Linked DNA regions of Homo sapiens: region 2 is linked to region 1. The links are chromatin contacts, found by Hi-C in ENCODE. All regions are on one chromosome and are shown on one strand. Each heading gives the region's core, a stretch centred on a gene start or an enhancer-like site at or near the end of the contact. The rest is flanking DNA. Distances are from core to core; before and after follow the strand shown.

Region 1 (3,165 bases), core at 230-2,729:
ACATCAGCCATTACTCTGGGGGGATAGAGTGGGAGGTGAGCCACGCTGCCCAGTGCCTACTACGTGCCAGGCCCAGTGCTCTGCGCTCCCTCAATATCTCACTCGCGGCTCACGAACAACCCGCATGCATGCATTATTTTCCTTTTTTGCAAACGAGAAAACCGAAATCTAAATATATAGAGTCAATTTCTCAAGGTCACTCAGCGAGGAAATGGCCAGTCCAAATTTGAACACACTTCTGGCCAACAACAGCACATCCGAGCTCTCACCACTGTCCACACCACAAGGAGCGGGAGGAAGAACCCAGGCCAGGGGTGCGACACTCAAAGAGTTTGCACCTAACGATTTTAGAATTCGCTGGAAGAAAATGATTCCGCTTGTCTCCCCAAAGCTGCAGCGGAAGGTGACTACTTCGTGTGCGGTCCTGTCCACGGTGCCCTGGGCCGGGTAGACAGTCACTGAGGCGCGAGCAGAACGGGGAGTGGTTCCAGCGCCCAAAGTGGACTGGAGCCGGGAAGGGCTCACCAGTCGCGTTTCCCAAAGAAATCCCGCAATTTGCTCTAGGAGCTGCCCGCGCCTTTGACATTCAGGAACCCGAAGTCCCTAGACCCGCCGAGCCGCGAGCGGGTTCCCACGCGCGACCACAGCCCCCTTCCATCCTGCAACGAATTACGAGAGTCAGGTCCCCGCTCCCCACCGGGCGACCCCGCGTCCCTAGCCCAGCCGCAGCTGGCACGCGTGGGCACCTGCGAGTCACGCCTCGGTCCGCCTGGCCGGAGCCAGGGAGTGTCTCCAAAGTGGCCGCGAGGCCGCGGCCGAAACCCGGGCGGGGGCGAATTCTCCCCACGCGGGTCGGCGTCATCCGGGGCGCGGAGAACGCTACGGTGCTCCCCTCGCCCCGCGCGCAGGCAGCGCGAAGCCTGCCCCGGGTAGTGCGCCCCTTTCGTTCCTCCGGCGGCGGTAGCGTCCAAGGGGCTTCTGCGGATTCCGCCGGGTCGTCCCGGGGTTGCAACTCCATTGTACCTGAAAGGATGCATTTGGTTTGGCTTTTGCTCAGATGAAAAAAAAAAAAAATTGGAAGAAAACGAAAACCCACTCAGCAAAAGACAATTTCACAAGCGGAGCGCTCTACCCACCCAGCGCGGTGTCTGGGAAGCGGCCCGGCCCGGAGGAGCGGGGAGCGTCTGCTAATTGCAGCTTCGTTAGATTTCGGGTTTGGGAGGCTGTGGTTCGGGCTCTAATATCCGCCGCCCATTATCCCTGCTAATAAATTTGACCTATTGTTCGTTTGTTAAAATGATGTCACCTTGGAACAGTCCCTAAGCTCCTATTTCCATGAATTAGGCCTTTATTGAAAGCCGGGAGCCAATGAGAGGAGAGAGGCTTGTTGATCGCAGCCAATGGCTGCGGCAGGAGAGGAATTAGCAGCGGAAACTCCAGGTTCGGTTCAAGAAAGATGACACAGAGCCTGTCGGGCCCGCGCACTCTTGGCAAAGTTTCAGTGCGACGAGAGGCGCCGGGCGCTCCATGGCCGCGCCGTAACGGGGACCCAGCCGCCTCCCCGCCCAGCCCAGCCCAGCCCTTCCGCCCGCCCAGGATGGAGGCGCCCGCCAGCGCGCAGACCCCGCACCCGCACGAGCCCATCAGCTTCGGCATCGACCAGATCCTTAACAGCCCGGACCAGGACAGCGCACCCGCCCCGCGGGGCCCCGACGGCGCCAGCTACCTGGGAGGGCCCCCCGGGGGCCGTCCGGGCGCCACATACCCGTCTCTGCCCGCCTCCTTTGCGGGCCTCGGCGCGCCCTTCGAGGACGCGGGATCTTACAGTGTGAACCTGAGCCTAGCGCCCGCAGGCGTGATCCGGGTGCCGGCGCACAGGCCGCTGCCCGGGGCCGTGCCACCGCCTCTGCCAAGCGCGCTACCCGCCATGCCCTCCGTGCCCACGGTCTCCAGCCTTGGCGGTCTCAATTTCCCCTGGATGGAGAGCAGCCGCCGCTTCGTGAAAGACCGCTTCACAGGTGAGCAGAGCTGGCGACCAGGCTCCAGGCCTCCGCCCTCTCGGGGCCAGAGGCGCCGCGCCCTGTGCGCTCCACTCCCGGAAACCATTTCAGAGGCCCAAGCGCGGCGGAGGCCTCGGCCCCAGGGCCCCGGGCAGCCGTGGTGGGGAGGGTAATCGGAGAGTTGCAGGAAAATAAGCCCGTGCCCGGGGGAAGGGACAGGGGGCGAGGGGGTCTCCCGACCGGCTTGGTGTCTCTGGAAACGCGCGCGACCAGCGAAATAGCGGAGCTCTCCGTGTCCCACGGGGCGCCACGGGGTCCGCATGGGGCCTGAACGGTGGCGGAGCCGGGCTGGGCTTCAGGGGCCCTCCTGTGTCTCCGCAGCGGCGGCCGCACTCACGCCCTTCACCGTGACCCGGCGCATCGGCCACCCCTACCAGAACCGGACGCCGCCCAAGCGTAAGAAGCCGCGCACGTCCTTTTCCCGGGTGCAGATCTGCGAGCTGGAAAAGCGCTTCCATCGCCAGAAGTACCTGGCCTCTGCCGAGAGGGCGGCGCTCGCCAAGTCCCTCAAAATGACGGACGCGCAGGTCAAGACCTGGTTCCAAAACCGGAGGACCAAGTGGCGGTGAGAGAGGCCTGACCCGGCCCACCTTACACCTGCCCTTCACCTGTCCCGCCCCGAGCCGCAGCCTCGCACTAGCCCTATTTTAAGGCTATCCACTACCCCCGCCCCCCTCTGCCTCCCCCAAACACACCCCCACCCCGCCTTCGCAGATTGTACCTCTTCCTTTCACCCTTCTCGCTGGCCTGTGCTTCTCTCTCCATCGTGGTCTCCCACGCCTTGGTTTCTCCTCCATCCCCATCCCCATCTTTCGTGAGCCCCTCCAACTCTCTCCCCGTGTTTTGTACGGTCTCCTGCGTTCACTTGATTTCCTCTCACCCACCCCCGCCCCAAACACACAGGCACACACACACACACACACACGCGCACACACACGGGCCTCTCGCACTCTCCTTCTCCTCCTTCTTCCAGCCCGCCCTCTCGGATTTTCAACAATCCTCGTGGACGCCGGTTTCCTCTCCCCCCATCTCCGCGTCTCCATTCCAGCCGCGTTTTTATCCGATCTCTGTTTTGATTCAACCCGTAAACGGCGAAGCGATCGCG
Region 2 (3,165 bases), core at 293-2,792, 1.9 Mb after region 1:
AAGAAACAGAAGGCCAGGGAGTGTTGGTTTGGTGATCGGAGGCTCCAGCCTGGCCGCAGCAGGGTTTGCGCAGTGTCCAAGAAGCTGCGGGTGGGCAGGCGGCCTCGGAACCTGCCTTGCTGGCTTCCTCGAATTGGTAGCGATCAGTTCTAGCCGCCGTGCCCGCCCGAATTTGTTCCCAGGCCTCTGCTCCTCAACAAACCTATGAATTCTCTCCCGGCTGGCAGCGGCCCTTCGCCCAGCGCTTCGCCCAGCGCCTGCGGCCTCCCGGGAATCGCCCGGGCTCCTGCCTTGGGCTGGGGGGTCTCCCAGAAGGCCCCTTTCTGCAGCGGGGCCGGCCTCCCTCCCCGATCCTGGGATGGCCTGCGGGATGATCCCGCACTCATCTCGTCCACTCCCTTGTGCCCGCGGTAGCGCAGCATTTCCTAACTTTTCCACGAGGGAACCTCTCCGCCCTGGCCGCGCCGGCAAGTTGTGCTGAAAAAATAAAGTGAAGTCAGATTCCTGAGGGTCCGCAGTATCCCATTTTAAAATCAAGGCCCTCGATCCCAGACTCCACTTTCCTGGCGCAAAGAAAGAAAGGCACCAGAAACCCGGGTCGTGGGTGGGCTGCAGAAAGAAGGTCCAGGACCCTCCTCCGATTGTACGCAAAAGCTGTCTGGTGAGCAACATTTCAATTTCTGTTTAGCGGTTCTCATCAGATCTTTAAAAAGATTCGTAAATCCAAAGGAGATTTAAAAACAGAGATTATCTGCTTGTCTCTCTGTTCTGTCTACCATAAACCGATTTCTCAACTTCCTACCAGACCCAGGAGCAGAGCCGAAGCCGCCCGGGGCTTTGTTAGGCCGGGGGGAAACGTTTTTTGGTCTCTTGCTTCTGATCCTTTCAATCCGGCATTTCCTCTGAACCTCCGATTGGACGCGGGGCGCGGGAGCCTGGCGACAACACCAGGCATCTTACATTCTGAACCCCCCGCCGCAGCCCAGCCCTCGGCCCAAGGGCGCGTGTCTCCTCCTCCTGGCCCTGAGTTTCTTGGGGACGAAAGCGACCCAGGAGGGGAGAAGGGGGCCTGTGTTTCCTCCTCACCTTTCTTTTCGGCTCTAGGGTCCTTGGCTGGGTCGGGGTCGCTGTAGGCACGTGGATAGAAGGCGGGGGCGGCGGGAAAGGCAGACGCACACTTGGCCGGTGAAGGCGCGCGGCCCAGCTCTGCGCGCAGCTCTGGGAGGCCCGGCGCAGCCGCCTCGGGCCCAGCGTAGGCCTCTGGCTTGAAGGCGGCCAGCATGCAGGAGGAGGGCGCCAGGGTCGCCTCCAGGCGGGCAGAGAGCTCTCCGGCGGCAGCCAGGCTGCGCTGCTGCTGTTCCAGGTTTAGGATGTCTTTGACTGAGAAGGGCGTGGGCGTGAGAGCAGGGCTGGGGAACATGGTGGCAGCGCCAGTCTCACAGCGCCAGGTGGGCGGCAGAAAGCGGCGCTGCCCACGGCCCCTGGCAGCTTCCCTGCATGGTGCCGCCGCCCGCCCGCGCACCCGTCGGCCAGCTCTGGATGTGTCCGGGCAGCAGGTAGCGCTGAGCACAAGGGGCAGGAGAGGCGGGACCAGGCCAGAGGAGGGGGACTCAGCCTGCCATTGGGCCAGGGGCCTCGATGACAGGAGCGATGAGCAGTTTCGTGTCACCTAATATAGTCATACGGCAAAAAAAAAAAAAAAAAAAAAAAAAAAAAAAAAAAAAAAAAGCCCTGCCCAGCTTTTTTAAAGGGGCCACGACGCATTTGGAAGGGTCTCCTTTTGCTCCTGCAGCCTGCGTTTGCTCCCTAATGTGAGCCTGAAAAGCCTACCAGAGGCATGCAGAGTCAGGCCTCTGGGCAGGGCTGGATGGGTGTGGGTTTGAAGAAATATTCCTCAGCACCCAAACCAGCATGGGAGAGAGAAGGATGGGGTGGGAAGCGGTGGGGAGGAGAGTGATTTGAGGAAGGCTTTATTACTGAAGGTGGTGGGATGAGGGAGAGTCTGAATAGGAAGAGAAGCCTGGAGGACAGGGCTGGCTTTGGGGATAGCAGCAGGGCGAGATTCTGGACAATTCGGGGGTTTGGTTTGGCTTGGCCTACAGGGTCAGTCATGCCGCAGGCTCTGGGTGCTTCTGGGCGAGTCAACGAAAGTAAGGGCAAGGTGAGTGATGGCCAGGTGGGGTAGGAGTTGCTGCCTCCTACAGTAGTGTTATGCACAGCACAACTCCAGGGGGCATCAGTCACTGCCAGTACCCTCCCAGGGAAATGCCTCTCCCCTTAATAATGAAATAAATCAGGAATCCCAGCTGGTAAGCTCAGCTTCCCAGGAGACACCTGTCTTGTGGAGTGCCCCAGCTACCAGCCACCTTGTTTCCCCTGTTTGGAGGCCATCGATCCCACCTCCCTCCTTCCCGTGCCCTCCCTGCCTGGCAGCAAGGCCCTCAGGCTTCTGCCAACCTCGAGGTTTCAGGGTCCTAGCCCAGGTTTAGCTCTCAGGGAGGCGGGGCTCCTCTGAGCCCAGCTAGGCCAGGATTTCTCTGAGGCCTCTGGGCCGGACTTCCAGTGGGGCACCCCTGCGGCTCGGTCAGGCGCGTGGGGGAAGGGCAGGGCAAGTGGGGTGATCATGATCATTTTTAGCCCAGGGTCAGTAGAGTAGGGCACAGAAGTCAGACAAATCTGCCAGAGTTTCAGGAGCGCCAGCTACATGGCCAGATCCTGCCCGGGTGGCCTCATTTCTCTGGGTCCCCGCACTCCTTGGGAGGTCTGATGAAAGCTTGGGGTCTTCTCCATTCCCCAGAACACTGCAGAGAGGAGTTTTATTTTGCTTACAATTCAGGAGTCCGGGCAGGCAGAGCGGGCCCAGGTTAAGGACGCCTTCTAGAGCTGGGGATGACAGGATTTGTCAGTGGAAAAGCGTTGGCTTCTCACGGCCCTAGCTGGTACAGGGAACCGCGGGCGGGAAGCTGGGCGGGACGCGTGGACTTGCTGAGAATGGGGATGTGGAGGGCTTGGCTCTTTGCGGAGTGCGGGTTGGCAAGAGGCGCTTGGAGTAGAATAAAGGCGGCGCAGGGCCAAAAACTACCTAAAGACACAGCTCCCGCAGGCGCGCCCAAGGTGCGGAGGAAACGCTCCATGTATGGGGACAAAATAGTGTCTGTCCAGAAC

Evidence for each region. A loop is a pair of places that touch in the nucleus more often than their neighbours do. Pooled maps may share reads with other maps.
Region 2: a map of naive thymus-derived CD4-positive, alpha-beta T cell shows a loop between it and region 1 (17-fold over the local background). The contact joins the promoter of NKX2-5 here to the promoter of TLX3 in region 1. A Hi-C loop is called at or near these places in 1 of 168 maps with a recorded cell type or tissue (naive thymus-derived CD4-positive, alpha-beta T cell), 20 of 37 single-sample maps with no recorded cell type and 12 of 50 pooled maps.

Annotation. Positions count from the first base shown.
Region 1 is chr5:171,307,769-171,310,933 of GRCh38, forward strand. It overlaps TLX3 (T cell leukemia homeobox 3), which reads left to right and starts at 1,480. Exons shown (of 3, transcript NM_021025.4): 1 at 1,480-2,018; 2 at 2,382-2,625. The coding sequence starts at 1,598. RefSeq lists enhancers at 87-971, 972-1,857, 1,858-2,742, 2,743-3,165.
Region 2 is chr5:173,233,664-173,236,828 of GRCh38, forward strand. NKX2-5 (NK2 homeobox 5) reads right to left here and starts at 1,543. Exons shown (of 2, transcript NM_004387.4): 1 at 1,087-1,543. The coding sequence starts at 1,420. RefSeq lists an enhancer at 1-222.